Regions from separate parts of the Homo sapiens genome. Here region 2 is linked to region 1. Evidence: chromatin contacts called from ENCODE Hi-C or POLR2A ChIA-PET data. All regions are on one chromosome and are shown on one strand. The core of a region is the stretch at or near the end of the contact, and the rest is flanking DNA. Distances in the headings are between cores, read along the strand shown. Region 1 holds the start of CHST13 (carbohydrate sulfotransferase 13). Region 2 overlaps LOC105374090 (a long non-coding RNA gene).

Region 1 (6,003 bases), core at 1,709-4,208:
CGGGAGTGGAATAGGGGAAGGGGGCTGGTGCCAACACTGCTCCCGCCGGTGTCTCAGAGGCAGAAGACATAGAGCTGAGATCTTGGGTTTTCATATTAAAAATGTAAGCTCCTCGAGGCAGGGGTATTTCTAAGTTTTGTTCCCCACTGTCTCCCAGTACCTGCACGAGCAGACAACCAACAGGTCCGTGGTCCGTGGTGTGCCAGCCACGGGAAGCATGGTCACCATGCCCAGGCAAAAACACAGAGGGAGCCAAGGGGGCCGCAGGAGACCCAGGGGTCTGCCATTGGGAGCTGCCGCTGGGCACTGGGGATGAGGGTGGGGTGATGAGGGCAGCAGTGCTCTGGGCAGCTGCCCCACCTTCCTGGAATCTCCTCCTCCCTGGGACCCTAAGCAGTAGGCCAGTGCAGGTGGTGGAGCCCTGGGGCTGAGGCTGTGGCTGTGGAGGGGCTGCCGCAGACCTCCCCCTACTAGAATGTCTCTGAGCTCCCTGGGGTAGCAAGAGCCCCAGGCCTGAGCCAGTAGCCCTTCAGTGGCCCCTTGCCCAACTTACGGCAGCACCTCTGGCTCTGGAGAAGGAGGGGACAGTGCTGGGCCTCTTGCTCTGGAGAAGGAGGGGACAGTGCTGGGCCTGCCCTCCTGGGAGAAGGGGCTGAAATCCCTCCTGAGTTCTGGAGCCCTCATCCCCAGGCCAGAAGCCCTCACAGGGCACAGACCACATCCCTTCCAACTCAGGCATGGCTGCAGAGACACTGCAGGCCCTCGTGAGGCCATTTCCAGAGGCCAAGGGCAGGGGATGCCCCTCCAGCAGGACTAGCCTGGCAGGAAAAGGCCTTTCCCAGCTGAGTGCCCTCCCTGTGTGCCACCTGCAGGCCCACAAGCATAGTCTCAGCCAAAGCTTCAGCTCAGGGCTTGGGAGAGAGAAAAGCCAGTGTGAGAGGCTGGATAGGTTGGTCTGATTAACTCTTGCTCGCCCAAGGTCACTCACAAAGCTGTGATGGCTGGAGACAGGCCATGGGAGAGGTACAAGAGCGCTTGACAGAAACAGAGAGAGATGCTGAGATGCTGGGTGAGGTCATGGCCAAGAGCAGGACAGGCCAGGTGGAGAGCCCAGCCTGCGCAGAGGCTGGGAAGGGAGGTTCGGAGCCGTCCTCCTAACACCTGCTGTCTCTTCCCAGGCTCTGCAGGAGAGGGAGGGAGGTCAGAAGGAACAAAGCCCAGAAGGTGACTAGTACCTTGGTTTGTTTCTCATCCCTCAAACCTGGGTAGAGTAGGTGACAGGAGAGAGGTGTCCCACGGAGACATGGGGACGCAGACACTCCATGCAGTCACTCAAAGATGTATGCTCCTTTGCAGACACTCCCCGGGACCCAGGCACTCAGGTGTCCTCTAACATCCCACGCTGAGCCCTGAGGGGCCAGTAGCCACCAAGTTCTGCCCTGTCTTAGTACTGGGTAAACATCTGTCTACTGAATGACTCGGTGGACAGAGGCTGTGGCAGCCACAGACACTGAGTCCACACCCCAGACTGCCAGGAGATTGTCTGCTCAACACCACCAGACAGCTCACAGAAGGGGTTGTGGGGGTGCTGGAAAGAGACACCCCAGCCCTATCCCATGGGCTTGGGGAGGCATCCAGGTCTGACCTGCTGTGTCTGGACACACAAGGGGCAAGGGGCAGTGTGAGGGTCAGGGGGAGTGGGCAGAGGCCTCCCCAGGCCCTGATATCCTCAAGTCTTGGGCCACTCCCACCCCCACTGCCCAACATCCCCGCCCACCCTGGACCTAGTTACTTACTCCCTGGGACTGTGTCTGCCAGGTTCCAAGGGTGGGGCCCAGGATTCTCAGAGCCCACACTGGGGGTGGGGAGGCGGACTGAGTCGTCCCACCCAGCACGCATACCACATACAAGGAAAGGCAAACAGCCCTGAGGTCAGGAGACCCGGGCGCTGGCTGGGCCCCTCCAGTCCCAAGTAGATTGTATAGCCAGCACGTTGCCACCACACCTGTCTCCCCACTCTCTGGCCCGCTTCAGATTGTGTGAAATGGGTTGATGGGAGGCTTCACATGAGCTGAGGAGAGACTCAGAGCAAAGACTCAGCACCGGTGGAGCCCAGGGCACTCAGCTCTGCGGAGTCATGACTAACTGCCTCAGTTTCCCCAGCCAGACCACGAGTGGGTGCACAGGAGTCCCAAGCCCTACCCAGTGTGGATTTCAGGGTGGAGCAGGGAGTGGCACCCACTGCACAGTAGGACAACCAAGGGACCGGACCGAGTGGCCCAAGCTTCCCCTCCTATGCGCATGCGCCCAGCAGCGCTCATGTCCAGGGGCCGTGGGGTGCGCAGGGGAAGGGGGTGAAGGTAAGGGAGATGGCCTTCCCGGATTGGCCAATTGTCCTCTACCCCCCACAACTGACCCCGGTCTCCAGGCACCGGCTGTGGGACTCAAAACAGTCACCGCTCTGGGAGTGGGGAGGTAACTCCGGAGGAGGAGCAAGAGCCTTTGCTCGCGGGGGCGTCTAGAGCCTTTCTGTGCCTCACCAGCGCCCCTGCCCGCCACCCCTAGCCCCAGCCAGGAAGGAGACAACAGGTGTCCCCCGCGCTGTCGAGGGGTCAGGCCGCGGTGGAAAGCGCGAGGAGCCAGGTTTGGTTGGGGGTGCGCGGCTCGGCCGGCGGGCACTCACCCGGGCGCAGGGAGCGGGGCGCGGCGCATAGGAGCAGGAGCGCGGCGCCCAGACAGGCGGCCGCCAGCACGCGCCGCCGGCAGCAGCGCCTCCCCATGCTGTGCCGGGCGCGCGGCGGAGGACAGTCCGCTGGATACGGCTGGGGGCGGAGTTGCACTGGCCCAGGACCCGGCCCCGGCAGCGCAGCGCCTACCAAGACGCGCGGCGCGGCGCAGGGCAGGGGAGCACGGCAGCTGGACCCCAGCCCCACCAGCCCCTGCGAGTCGCTGGGGACTGAGGAGGCGGGACACGGTGGGGCCGCAAGCCCGCTCCTCTTTTCGTGCCCCCACCCTCACCCAATGGAATGGGGCCGAAGTCCAGGGCGCTAGGGCGGAGACTGATTGGGGAAGCCCCTCGCCTCTGGGCCCCGCCCCTAGGGTTTGCCCAGGGGTGCCATTATCCACCCAAGGCCAAGAGGCATTGTCGCGGTGGCGTGCCCCACCCCGGGCGGTGTCCCCTTGCCTTTTTGCTGCCTTAGATGCCAGGGGCCCAAGGGCTGATCTGGGATGAACCAAGGAGCCTAGTAGAGCGTTGCCCTGTCCATGGCTCTCCGGGACCCCCGCCCTCAGTAAGAGGCCTAAGAGTGTCCCTCCCTCCCCGACCCAAGGCTACCCTGCAGCCTTGCTTTCCTCCAGGGTCTCCAGGTCCTGCCTGAATCTAGCTCATGCAGGTGGCACTAGCCTTTGCACAGAGAGGTAGGGTCTCAGCTTACATCCCCCGGGGAATGGAGCTTGTGCCTCATCGTGTCACCCACAACTTCTCTGGGCACCACGTGAGCTCTGAGGACTTGCCAGGGACTGTGTGTGTGTGTGTGTGTGTGTGTGTGTGTGTGTGTGTTGGGGGGTGGAGGGGGCGAGGTGAGAGTAAAGTCCAGCCTTTGAAAGACACACACATCCAGCTAGCCCTGTGGGCAGGAGCCCACGTCTAACCGCAGGGTCTTGCTGCCCAGAAGTCAGGCTAGCAGGGAACGGGAGGGTGCAGCTGGCACTGGGTGCGCGGATGAGTGCGTTGGAAACAACATTTAGCAGTGTGAGTGCATGGGATAGGGTACTACATTACACTGTAGGTTTTTTTTGGAGTTTTTTGTATAAATGTAAGGGACACAAGTGCAGGTTTGTTACATGGAGATATGCAGTGGTGAGGTCTGGGCTTTCCGTGTAACCATCACCTAAATAATGTCCATTGTACCCATTAAGTAATTCCTCATCCCTCCCACCTCGCTCACTCTCCTACCCTTCCAAGTCTCCAGTGTCTATTATTCCACACTCGAAGCTCCAGTTGTTAAACTGTTCTTGAAAAATGTGGTGACTCCAAACCCACCTGGTGCCGCTTACTGCTGTGGGAGATTAGGAAATTAACTGCACCTCTCTGTTTCCCATTTTCCTGTACGGGGGGATAATCCTAAACCTCAGTGCTGTGAAGATTAAATGAGATACAGGAAATGTTTGCAACAGTGTCTGGCACTCAGTGAGTGCCAGGTAAGTATTTGATATTAGTAATTAATTTGTTTATGGTTACTGCCTGTTTCTGGCAAGTGGCTGGTTTCTGTTAAAGTGGTGAAATAAAAATTTCTCCCTACTATATTTATTTAAGTTGTGGAAGATCTATTTAAGGAAGAATATTAAGCAAATAATAGTTCTGCTGGTTTTGAGATACAGCTTTAAATGGTGATGATGTTCTCAAAGGACAGGGGTGGGAGTCCAGACTCACAGTAAGCTAGAAGCTTCTTATCATGACTTTTCTGGCCTTGGGGAACCTCTAGCCCACCCCCAGACTGGCCCAGGACCCAGGGATTCCAGGTCATCTGCATTCCCTGCCGGACCTAACTCGCATCCAAAGGTGCCTTCCAAATTTCCCCAGACCGGCATTCCCTGGCCTCACTGCCAGCCTGGAATCCTCAGCGCGCTTTGCCCTTATATGCTGCCACCTGGTGGCCAAAGTTGGGAATAACATCTCAGCCCTTCATCCGGAGATGTCCCTGGAAATGGGGTCCCTGGAGAAAGGAAGAGATGGTCTTGGGTCTTGGGGTGGGAGGGTGCAGATGCCTGGCTAGACGCCCGGGGCCTAGGGAGCTTCCCTGCGAAGACGCCCTCTCCCAGGGACTCGCATTCATTCATTCATTCGACAGATACAGAACACCCACTCCGTGCTGAGGCCTGGGTGGAGAGGGTGAGACCCATGCAGTGTCTGCCCTCACAGCATTTCCATTACAGATTGGAAGCACGGAAAATCAGGATAGAGAGATAGAGCGGTGAATGCTGCTGTGAAGAAAACACAGCGGGTACCAGGATGAAAAGTGTGTCCGGTGCAAGGAGGGTGCCGGGGCAGGCCTGGGGGAGGTGGCATTGGAGCAGAGATGTGACTCCAGGGAGCAGAAGCCAGCAGGTACCATTGCAAAGGCCCTGAGGTGATGTTCCAGTTGCTGTTGCTAGGTAACAAACTGCCCTAAAATTTGGCCGCTTAAGACAACCATTTAAATTTTGCTCACAATTTTGTGTATTGGGAATTGGGGCATGGGCTTGGCTGAGTGCTCATGGGAGTCTCAGGCTGCCACAGTCAGAAGGCAGCTGGCACTGCATCACTGGGAGGCTCACCCAGGCCCAGTGTCCCACTGGCTCACACTGGCAGGTGGTGTCCGTCTGGAAGCTCTGCTGGGCAGCGATCCAAGGATCCCCTCAGGGCACCCTTCATTCTGGGGGCCTCCTGGGGCACCCTCCAGCCCTCGGGGCACCCTCTGGCCTGGGGTCCTCCTGGGGGCAGCCTCCATTCTGGGGGTCTCCTTGGGCCACCCTCTGGCCTCCAGACATCCTCGGGGCACCCTCCAGCCTGGGGCCCGGTGTGCTGCTCCCACAGAGCCTGGCTGTGTGGCCATTTTCTGACCTGGCCTGGGGCTGCCTTTTGTTGGTTACCCAAAGATCGCTGAGGCTGGACCAGACTCAGGAGTGGGGCCACACCCACCAGCAGTGCCCAGGAATTTGCGGGCATGTTTTAGAACCACCACCGCCTGTCCCAGGAATAGCAGGGAGGTTCTGGAGTGGGCGAGAGTGAATGGGTGAAGTCAGAGAGGCAGACAGGGAGTCCAGATCCCATGGGTGGGTTTTTCTAAGCACAGAGGGAAGCCGTCCCTGAAGAACAGTTGAATCACAGATGGCACCTCTGCTGCTCTGTGGGAGGCAGGGAGGAGGTGGAGGCCAGGAGAGGAGCCAGAGCTGTCTCTGTGAGAGATGATGCTTTTTTTTTTTTCATGGAGGAAACCGTTAGAAAAATAATACTTCATCTTG
Region 2 (6,003 bases), core at 1,646-4,145, 50 kb before region 1:
TTGGTATCTTATTTAAGAATTATGCCTAATGCAAAATCATAAAGTTTTTCTCATTTTTTCTAGAAGTTTTATAGTTTTAGCTCTTATATTTTAGTCTATGATCTATTTTTGGTAATTTTTGTGTATGATGTGAGGTAAGTTTTTAAGTTCATTTTTTTGCCTGCATATATCTAATTGTTCCAGTACCATTGGACAGAGTACCCTTGAAAGACTGCCTTTTCCGGCCGGGCGTGGTGGCTCATGCCTGTAATCCCAGCACTTTGGGAGGCCGAGGTGGGTGGATCACGAGGTCAGGAGATCGAGACCATCACGACTAACATGGTGAAACCCCGTCTCTACTAAAAATACAAAAAAATTAGCCGGGCGGGGTGGCAGGCGCCTGTAGTCCCAGCTACTTGAGAGGCTGAAGCAGGAGAATGGCTTGAACCTGGGAGGCAGAGCTTGCAGTGAGCCGAGATCGCGCCACTGTACTCCAGCCTGGGCAACAGAGCGAGACTCCGTCTCTAAAAAAAAAAAAAAAAAAAAGATTGCCTTTTCCACATTTAATTGCACAGCACCCTTGTCAAAAATCAGTTGGTCATAAATGTAAGTCCAGAAGGACTCTTAATTCTGTTCCATTGGTTATTCTTATGCCAGTAACACACTGTCTGTCTTCATTACTTCATTACTGTAACCCTGTATTACATTTTGAAAGTGGGAAGTGTGAATCCTTCTATTTCGTCCGTTTCCGAGATTGTTTTGGCTATTTTAGATTCTTTGTATTTCCATATAAATTTTAGGATCAGCTTATCAGTTTCTGGGATTTTGCCTGGAATATATAGATCACTTTGAGAGTATTTTATCTTAATGATGAAATCTCAGTATGTATGAACATAGAATGTCTCCCCATTTATATAAGAGCTTTTTGAAGTTTTCTCAGCAATATATTGTAGTTTTCAGGGTACAAGTCTTATACTTCTTTTATTAAACTTAGTCTCAAATATTTTATTCTTTTGGATGCTTTCGTCAATGAAATTTTCTTAATTTCATTTTTGGATTGCTCATTGCTAGTATATAGAAGTACACTTGATTTTTGTATATTGATCTTACAACTTGCAATCTTGCTGAACTAGTTTTATTAGTTCTGGTAGTTTTTCTAATGAATTCTTTAGAATTTTCTAGGTACCGGATCCTGTCACCTGCAAATAAAGATAATTGTACTCCTTCCTTTCCAATCTGGACAGGATTGTTTCTTTCTTCCTGGTTGCACGACCTAGAACCTCCAGTGTAATGTTGAGTGGAAGTGGCCAGAAGAGACCCCCGTGCCTTCCTCCCGATCCCAGGGGAGGCATTCAGTCTTTCATCACTGAATGTTCTATTCCCTGTGGAATTTTCACAGCCACCCTTTGTTGAGTTGAGGATGTTCCTTTCTATTCCTAGTTTATTGAGAGTTTTTATCATTTAAAGAGTGTTGGATTTTGTCAAAAGCTTTTCTCAGTCTACTAAGATGATCATTTGGGTATTTCAGATCAAACAAATTTGGAGATTTAGGTATCTTTCTTTACTTTCCTAATAGTTACAAAATCATTAAATTTCAGAAATATCTAAGGAACCTTAAAATTCCTTAAGTGCTGTGTTTCCCAAACTTCCATCACTCCTGATTTCTACCAGTCACTTTTCACCTATACTGTTTACCTAGTAATTTTTTTTTTTTTTTTGACATGGAATTTCGCTCTTGTTGCCCAGGCTGGAGTAAAATGGTGCGATCTCAGCTCACCGTAACCTCCGCCTCCCAAGTTCAAGAAATTCTCCTGCCTCAGCCTCCCAAGTAGCTGGGATTACAGGCATGCACCACCACGCCCAGCTGATTTTGTATTTTTAGTAGAGATGGGGTTTCTCCATGTTGGTCAGGCTGGTCTTGAACTCCCGACCTCAGGTGATCTGCCAGCCTCGGCCTCCCAAAGTGTTGGGATTACAGGTGTGAGCCACTGCGCCTGCCCTACCTAGTAATATTTTTATAAATCAACTCACATTTTATGAATATGTACTTAAATATATGTATTTTAAAAGGAAACAATATTGCTATGTGAAAGGTGTCAATGAAAAGAGTCAAACTGTAAAATATTTGAAGAGATTATTCTGAGCCAAATATGGGTGACCAGTGGCCAAAGAGATCCTGAGAACATGTGCCCCAGGTGGTCAGGACACAGCCTGGTTTTATACATTTTAGAGAGACAGGAGACATCAATCGAAAACATGTAAGATATACAGAGTGGCTTCCAGGTTATAGGTAGATTTAAAATTTTTCTAATTAGTAGTTGTTTGAAAGAGTTAAGTTATTATCTAAAGACCTGGGATCAATAGAAAGGAGTATCTGGGTTACGATGATAAGGGGCTGTGAAGACCGAAATTTTAACATGCAGATGAAGCCTCCAGGTAGCAGGCTTCAGAGAGAATAGAATATAAATGTTTCTTATCACACTTAAGGTCTGTGTTGATGTTAATGCTGGTCAGCTTTTCCTGAAATCCAAAAAGGAGTGTTATAGTATAGGTAGCTAGTCAGACATGAGCATGGCAGGAAAGGGCCTCCCCACCGGGAATGTCAGGCCACCATCAGGTGATGGTCAGGCAGTTGTGAAACTGTCTCTCTAAAAATAATAATTGGTCGCAGCCAGCGCCAGGAAAAGGCAGTCTCCCAATAGATAGATACAATCTGAAGCTGGTGAGCAGCAGCTTCCCGATAAGGTCTCTGGAGTTGGGCGAGTGGGTTCAAGCATGTGCACTAAGAGGCAAAACGGTGGAGTTTAAAACACTTGACTGGGACGGAAGAACGCCTCAAGCGAGCATGCGCACGGTTTCAGTAAACACACCACACCCGTGGCCCCTCCCAAGTTCTGGCAGGCCACTGCTCATGCAGACAGCCCGTCCCAAGGGAAGAATCAGAGAAGGGATGCAACCCTCCGGGAGCCTGCCAACATGTAAGCCCCAAGTCAGTGGTCAAACCGTGCACTTGATCTCTCAAGACACCCACTTGTCCTCTTCCAAGTATACTTTACTTCCTGTCATTCCTGCTCTAAACCTTTATAAAAAGTATATAAACCTTTTAGTGAACTTTCACTCCTGCTCCAAACTGCCCTCTGTCTCTCCCTTTGCCTTATGCCCCTCGGCTGAATTCTTTCCTCTGAGGAGGCAAGAACTGAGGTTGCTGCAGACCTGTACTGATTCGCCACCGCTGCTAACAGGAAGATGGTATGATGAAGCATGTTCAACGCTCCCTTCCCATCATGTCCTAAAACAGTTTTTCTGGTTAACTTTGGAATGCCCTGGTGGAGAGGAGGGGTTTATTCAAATGGTTGGGGAGCCTTAGAATTTTATTTTTGGTTTACAAAGGAAAATAAAACTGGGACCCCAATTCACTCTGCCTAAAGGAAAAAATTAAGCTGAAAGCCGAGTCGTGCAAGAAGCAGCCTTTCCTTTTGTTCCTGAGCAGACAGTAACAGATAAAAGTTAAAGAGCTTCACTCCATGTTCACCTTATCTTATAGTGAGCACAGGATGAACACATAATTGACCATTCCCCTACCTGCTCCTTTTCTCTTGCAACATGTGGATTCAGTAATGAGACCATACCCTCCCTCTGTCCCCTCCAGCAGGCTTTTCCCCTTTAAATATTGAAGCTGTTAAAACCATCTTTGGAGAAAGGCACAGACCTGTCTCCCGGGATGTGTCCTTAACCTTGGCAAAAATTGATTGGGACCTGTCTGAGATACTTTTGGTTTACAACTACCGTAAAAGGAAACCAATCTTACTGCCTTAAACAGAAAGGAATTATAATAATAATGGCACAGAAGAAAAGATATATAAGATAAAGTGGACCTCTGGGTTAAGAGGGTGGATTGAAAACAAATGTAATAATACTGTCTACCGAAGGTCCTCTCAGATTGCAGCGGGATGTTTCATGAAAGCCTAGACCCGGAAGAATAGGAGGATAGGAGACTGCAGCAGCTGACCTCTGGAAGCCAGAGCTGGATGAGGGACCTGAGCGAGAGGAGACTTGGGCAGCCGGAGCTGAAAGCTGAGCAGCAGATGCCACTGGAGCCTGTGAGGGCACGATTGAGTGTGGGGCTGGCTTGCTGCTGCTCCCACACCACTGCAGAGGCGTCCTCTCTGGAACATGGAGACAAGGTTTTTGGACAGGGGTTTCCCAGTCCCCTGGAAGAGATTAAGAGACTACTGAAGATCTCCAGGGCACTGCAAGCCAGATCTGTACCCTCCACCCAGGAGAAGGCAAAATGTCTTTCTGGAGAGCCTGGGCAGCCAGAGGGGAAAGGTCAAGAAACCTATCCTGGCCCTGGGAAAGTGGAGGGTAAGGCAGAGCCAGCCATGAGAAAGGATGATGTTTGCCCAGGCATGAAATGTAAGTGATGAATGCTGATTTATCCAGAAGTTCTCCTGTAATTGCTTTAGGGGATGAGATAGGGCATGGAGGCCGGTTTTTAACAGCTGAGTCCTCATCTCCCACAACAGGTATCAGCGGATGATCTCTCACATGGAAGAAGCCAAAGCAGCTACACCCAATGGCTTAGCAATAAGAAACACCAAACCAGACAAACACCACTGCTGCTGGGAAAGGGACCTGGCAGAAGGAAAAGGCTGTTCAGAGAGCAGAGGTATTTCGTGTGAGCCTTTTAGGGCTTCTTGTCTCTTTAGACCACATGCACATATTACTTGTATAAAATAATGCACCAGATACAAACAATGAAATACAAGTGCTGAGTTCGATAGACTCATACATCCCTGTTTGAGAATAATGCTCCCCTGTGAAGGATGGGAATGTCACCATTGGCCAGCTAGCAGGGGATTGTTGGCAGGCATGGCCTGAGACAGTAGGCACAGAGGGTATGGCCTTTGGTTTTGGTGAGCAGCGGGGAGCACCTGCCGCAGTGCGTGGTGGGGCAGGGGACAGCATGCCACTCACTATGCTGAGCTTGAGTCAGAAAAGTCATTCCTGAAGCAAAGCAGTGTGCTGGAGGTTCTGTTTGCTCCTGCAGACACCCCCCACCGCCCCCACCACCAGCCCTCCTCCACCTGCTTTGTGTCCCTGGAGATGACCTCCAGGACTTGTCAGCAGGACTCCAGCCTTGACCTCCACTCAGGTCCAACCCATGGGAGGCACCAGCAGGAGACCAAATGGGGTGGGAGCCCCACAGCCACCCCAGGTGGGCAGAGGCTGTGACCTCCACCCAGGCCGCAGCCCTCAGGCAGCTCCTCCCCGCTGACATGGGGTGCTAACATCTCCTGCAACTCTCCTGGTGAGTTCACCCTCAGGAGTGGGCCACCTGTTGCCTCCTGCCGGACCTGACAATGGGACCATGGGGGAAGAGCCCCCTGCTCGTGGAGGGTTATTTCAGGAAGGCTTTGCGGCTCTGGGCGCTGCTGCTCTGCTCGTGTCAAGTGATTCAGTGAGAGCCACAGAGTGGCAATGGCTGCTGTTGTCCAGTTAGGAAAGCCAGGGAGGCCCTGTTACCAACCCTCTCGCTTGAGCAGCTGCCTCCAGGAGCCCTGCAGCTGACAGCCATGAGCTCCTTATATGTGAACTGCTTGACTCTTTAAACCGCATGAAATAATGCGACGACACACAGTGATGGACCAGCAGAGAGTAGCGCGTATGGGAGACTCACGAACATTGAAGGGACGGAAAGGTGAGGCGGCTCCAGGGCCCAGTGTGCTGTCAGCCACCAAGCAGGGCCCTGAACACAGTTCGTCCTTCTAGTAGCCCCAGTTGACAGGGCCTATGAGCTGCCAAGGAGCCTCCCTGGCCTCTGAGCCCATGAAATGAGTCTGCCGCCATCTCTCCAGACTGCTTTCAAGACCCAGGCCTTGGCTGTGGATGGTTTCCCCGACCGCTTCTGCCAGCCCAGCCCCTTCCAGGAGGCCCTGTGCTGTGTGAGGGGAGGCAGTGAGGGTGTGTGTCTGGCTTCTATTCCTCCCTTGCCCTCCCTTCCGACCCTTGTCCTCCACCCCA

Evidence for each region. A loop is a pair of places that touch in the nucleus more often than their neighbours do. ChIA-PET counts read pairs that join two places held with the same protein, here RNA polymerase II (POLR2A). Pooled maps may share reads with other maps.
Region 2: a loop to region 1 is called in a map of Right ventricle myocardium inferior, with 2.6 times the contacts of the local background. The contact joins the enhancer-like site here to the promoter of CHST13 in region 1. A Hi-C loop is called at or near these places in 14 of 168 maps with a recorded cell type or tissue (Right ventricle myocardium inferior, cardiac septum, heart left ventricle and 2 more) and 10 of 50 pooled maps. POLR2A ChIA-PET finds 5 or more read pairs at or near these places in 1 of 52 experiments (activated naive CD4-positive, alpha-beta T cell).

Annotation. Positions count from the first base shown.
Region 1 is chr3:126,521,110-126,527,112 of GRCh38, reverse strand. It overlaps CHST13 (carbohydrate sulfotransferase 13), which reads right to left and starts at 2,958. Exons shown (of 3, transcript NM_152889.3): 1 at 2,684-2,958. The coding sequence starts at 2,780. It also overlaps a transcript of C3orf22 not described here. RefSeq lists enhancers at 1,571-2,071, 2,072-2,572, 2,633-3,133, 3,134-3,634.
Region 2 is chr3:126,570,548-126,576,550 of GRCh38, reverse strand. The region is part of intron 1 of LOC105374090 (a long non-coding RNA gene); the gene reads right to left. Among named protein-coding and RNA genes, the nearest start is that of C3orf22, 15 kb to the right of the region's middle. RefSeq lists an enhancer at 5,233-6,003. Within about 2 kb of position 2,895, at least 3 of the 41 ENCODE cell types and tissues checked have a DNase peak (open chromatin) inside an H3K27ac peak, as active enhancers do.